Regions from separate parts of the Homo sapiens genome. Here region 1 is linked to region 2. Evidence: chromatin loops called from intact Hi-C (ENCODE). Cell type or tissue: Calu3. All regions are shown on one strand.

Region 1 (2,500 bases), 65 kb before region 2:
ACAATGGGGTATGTGCTCCCGTGAGAATCTAATGCTGCCACTCATTGCCGTTGCTGATCTAACAGGAGACAAAGCTCAGGCAGTAATGCAAGCGATGAGGAGCAACTGTAAATACAGATGAAGCTTCACTTGATCACCTGCTGCTCACCTCCTGCTGTGCAGCCCAGTTCCTAACAGGCCATAGACTGGTACTGGTCTGTGGCCCAGGAGTTGGGGATCTCTGCTCTAAAACACTGAAATCTCTCCAGTGATGATTATAACAAAAATCACCCATTACAACTTTATAATTAAAGCCCTTGATAAAATACACATTAAATGTGTTTTTGGGAGAAGTCCTGCTTTCTGCATTTCCCCCTTTTCAAAGATTAATTCATTTAACTGAAACTGATGGTGGGAAGGAAATGTACACAGGCTTGAAATTTTGTTTGGAAGCAATTATGTTCTGTCCTTCCCAAAATATAGATTGTGCAATGAATGGGGAACTTGGCTAGAGCAAGATTGTTGACAAAATGTAGCTAGACAATTTGAGCTATTTTTAGTTATTATTCTGGTTATACTTAATAACATTTATCATGAACATTTACTTTGATGAAAGTGATTCTTTTAGGATATAATGAAGAAATGTTTGGCATTAGTTTTGGAAAAATATCCAAAAGTTTTTACAAAAAAACCCAACCCCCAAAACAACAAAACAAAACAACCTTATATTGAGAGGAGATAAATATCCTCATTGACTTTAAGGGGGTGGGTGGGGTGAAATTGTGTTAGAATATGTAACACTTTACTTAAAAAAAAAATCAATGCATGTAAAACTTATTCTGAAGAGTTAAAATCTCATTCGTAAAACATTTTAACACTTTTTTCTTCTGTCAAGCATATCTTGTCACTGAAAGTGGCCTAATACAATTTTATCTGGTAGAGAAAATTAGAGGAATTGCTTTAATAAGAATGATTTTTAATTAACATTGTTGATAAAACGAGCCCTTTTAAAGTTCTTGAAGGTGCTTGAAAACAGCTTCCTCTCCTCAGTAGGTTGTTTCAATTATGATCTATCATCATTTCTTCCTTCATAGGTAGTAAAAGACAGTTTGAGTTCTGTCCGTGTCAAGCATCACACATCTCAGATGAGTGGGTATGTAGTGATGAGGTAGGAAACACGTAAAGATCTTTGCTGTAATATTTCAGTGTCTGGTGACTCAGATGCTGAATCTACTTCTCATAAGTAAATGTTTCACTCAAATCAAAGAGAGTAGGCACTCCATCTCTGGCTCATGCTTCACTGTACTGAGAGTTTAAACTTCCATGCTGTCCTAGCCTGCTTGGAAAAACCAGAGTGCCCTGAACTTCCAGTGAATCAGCTCCTCTTGGGCCCTGATGTGTCCTCAGGATCTCATTAGATGGAGCCAACTCAGAATCTAAGCAGGTACCTATGAGTTGTCCCTAGTACTGAAAATCCAAATGTTGCTTGGCAGTCCAGTTCATGAAACCTCTAAGAAATGGAAGGTCAGAGGCTGCTGTTTTCCTGTGGAGACATGACTGGTTCAGCAATGGGGGCAGGTCTGGACAGGGTAGTGAGACCCATCAATAGACCATCCATGAGAAGGCCAGTAGGGGGTGCCATGGCTGCCTCCCACTGTTCCTTTCTAAGTTTAGATTTGCAGGGTGTGTGGGTGTGTGAGTCCATGCATGCACACACATTCAATTTATGCTTCTGTCAAAACCCCACATATTCAATAGTAAAAATAACAAAATAATACATATACAAAAATTATAATCAAAAACAATCCCCAGCCTCAGCTTACTCCATTCCATCTCCCTTTGCTCATTGACTCAGAAGTAACTGCACATCTTTCAATTTTTGTTCGAATATGTATTTTTTATTTCTCAGTAATGTGTTTCTACAAATATTTGAGTTTTTAATTTTAGATACTATCTATTGACTGTCTACAAATCTTTCAAATATAGCATATTTAATTAAATCCTTTTTAGTGTTTACCATGGCTCATAGCCGAGCCATCTAGCATACTCATGACATCATCATCTACAATTTTTTTCCCCTGATGTCAATACTGTCTCAGTTTTTTTCCATTGCTTTGCATTCTTTGATAGACATCTAATAATATGTAACATATATTTAGCAAGTATTTTAAGCAATTTATAGGTAAAATATTTTAAGCAATTTATAGGTAAATATAGGAAATTATAGGTAAAAGGTTAGGGAACAGAAGGTGGGACATGTTATGCCCCAGCTTAAAAGGGCAAAGTCCAAATTCCTGGCTATGCTACACAAGATCTAGCCCTTGGCTATTCCTACAACCTGACTCCTTATCTTTTCCTTCTCCATATTTTACATTCCAGCTTCTTGGACTTTTTTAGATGCTAGAATTTATAAGTCCTTTCTTATTCCTTGGCCCTTCACCAGCCTCCTGTTGTCTGAATCACTTTTCTACCCTCTTTATTTGTGTCTTACCCATCCTCTGGTGCCAATCTTCCCCAACTC
Region 2 (2,500 bases):
CGCTGCCAGCAGGATCTTATTCTTTGTATCTGCACCTCCCAAACAATTCTTCCGGGGCAGCTTTGTCTGTGCCCCTCTGCTGGGCTGAAGGGCTGGTGCTTAGGGATGCATGCATCCCGCCCTTTGCCCTCATGTCTGAGCTGTTCGAATCTGATTTCCAGGGCAATTGCAGTTTGGCGGCTCCCCGGGGCATCCTCTTGAGTGGCTGCTCTGCTGTTACTGTTTGGGAGGCCTCGGAAACTCCCTTGGGTAGTTTGTCAGATGGTCTGATGAGAATAGCAGGAGCCTGTTTTCCATAGTCAGATTGTCATTTTCATCATCATTTTTGTTGTTGAGTTTCCCTTTTTAAAAAATAAAATCATAAAACAGACATACTCTTTTCTAAACAAGTGTAGACTTTTACCATGAGGGTTGGAAGGGGCCTCACTGAGTAAATACCTCTTCTCTCACCCTCGTGTGATGGCTTCTTTGTTTTGAACTTGGGTGTGCCCAAGTGGTTTTACAACCTCCCTTGGGTATCAACAGTCCTTATCCTCTCACCATCTGATCTCTCTTCCTGCTTCTGGTCCTCAGAGGGTGGTCAGACAGTGCTCCCAAGAATGGGTTGAGGTTCTGAAGGTATGTGGGCACCTAAAGATCCTAAGCTGTCAAAATGACTGCTGTCCAGGAGAAACTGACCAGACCTAAGGTTCAATCTGGGGAAACTTGACGCAATAACAATTAGCAAGTACTAGGCATTTTGCTGTGTATCAGGCCTGGAGATCAGCAGTTTACGTGAGTGATTTTCACACATTCCAAGAAATAGTTTCTTCCATTATTTCCACTTTACAGGTGAGAATATTGAGGCTCTGAAAGGCTAAATGACTTGGCTGAAGCCACATACTTAGTGGCAGAGTCAGAATTCAGTCTCTAAGGCTTTTGAATTCCAGAACTCATACTTTTAGCCATGATGGTATACAGATTTAGTTCTGGGGTCTGGAGACCATTGACAGTCTTGGAAATAAACTGTGTCTCAATATAAATAAAGGACAGATATGGTTGTGTTCAGTTCTTGGACACATTCCTTCGAACTCCAAAGGACAAGAGGTTAACCTCATGACTTTGATAGAAAACAGAAGACAGGTTGTGAGGTTTCTTGGGTAATTCTGGGTATTTGGACACCTGTTCAGTTATTCTTGGATTCTGTGATGGGGGGTGGGGGGAATATGGGGAGGCTGAGGTCATTATTGCAAAAACCATTTCCTGAGCGCTTGACTTCAGGAAATGCTGTAGCATTAAAAATACCCATTGTGTGGGAGTGATAGAAGCATGACTCACGTTTAGCAATTGTGTCCATAGGTCACAAAGGATTTGGGGAACACAGGAGATATTCACACAAGACTGTGTCTGTGGGTGGTTCATTAAGAAATTTTTAGTAGGTTGAGAAGCATGGTCGCATTTCAAAAGGAGTGACATTTAAGATTCTCCATGGAAGCTATGAGACTTGGCTCATCATTCATACATTGATTAACAAATGTCAATTGTCCGCCTACTAAGTGCAGGTCCTTGTACTGGGTGCTTTGGGATTTTGCAAGAGGAATAAAGCGTGGCTCTTGCCCTTTAGTGCAGTGTTTATGAAGTGGTGACAATGAAATAGGCTGCTTTTAAAATTTCCCCTTTTTTCCCCCTTGACACTTTGACAAAAGGAAGACTATCCCTTAAAGAAAGACATTTTGTTTTATTTTCCAGGACAAATACTATCAAAAAATCAGGTTTGTTAACTCTCAGGCCTTGTGCCTAGGAAAATATGATTATCAGGATAAAAGATTCAGGGGCATGTCCTGGCTTAGGTACCTTTTGTTCACTGTAGGGTAGAGTACAGTGAACAGTGAATACAGGGTAGAGGGAATAGGAATTTTTTTTTGTTTGTTTTGAGATGGAGTCTTGCTCTGTCGCCCAGGATGGAGTGCAGTGGTATGATCTCGGCTCACTGCAACCTCTCTCTCTCAGGTTCAGGCAATTCTCCGCCTCAGCCTCCTGAGTAGCTGGGATTACAGGCACCCACCACGACACCTGGCTAATTTTTGTACTTTTAGTAGAGATGGGGTTTCACCATCTTGGCCAGGCTGGTCTTGAACTCCTGATCTCGTGATCCACCCACCTCGGTCTCCCAAAGTGCTGAGATCACAGGTGTGAGCCACTGTGCCTGGTCAGGAATTGTTAATTAAATACTCATGGTCTTTTAAACTGGGCCAGAGGATTCTTTTTTTTGGCTTTGTTTAATATTTTGTATAAAATTGATGCATAGTAAACATGACACTAAAATACATGTACATTATGAAGTCTGATAATATAATGATCACCTGTGAAACCACCACCCAACCTAAGTACCATAATAGTTTCAATGACTTGCATTTCTTTTCATATTCTTCCTCTGTCCTTCCACCCCATCTCTGGCCTCCCCTCCTTAAAGATAGCCACTACCTTAGAATTTGCACTTACTGGATAGAGTTTAGACATT

The links. Peaks named below come from ENCODE experiments on the same cell type or tissue, not always from the same donor. Only the 100,000 strongest peaks of a DNase experiment are listed, where the experiment ranks them.
Region 1: it touches region 2 in a loop (7-fold over the local background); 2 of 110 quality-filtered maps call a loop at or near these places.

The regions. Positions count from the first base shown.
Region 1 is chr12:92,602,944-92,605,443 of GRCh38, reverse strand. The region is part of intron 1 of LOC105369905 (a long non-coding RNA gene); the gene reads right to left. All of the region lies in intron 1 of LOC124902983 (a long non-coding RNA gene), which reads left to right. Among named protein-coding and RNA genes, the nearest start is that of PLEKHG7, 99 kb to the left of the region's middle. In Calu3, a CTCF peak has its summit at 1,531; no DNase peak of the experiment used is centred here.
Region 2 is chr12:92,538,195-92,540,694 of GRCh38, reverse strand. No RefSeq gene overlaps it. Among named protein-coding and RNA genes, the nearest start is that of LINC02397, 73 kb to the right of the region's middle. RefSeq lists an enhancer at 1,547-1,596. In Calu3, no CTCF peak of the experiment used is centred here; a DNase peak (open chromatin) is centred at 1,224.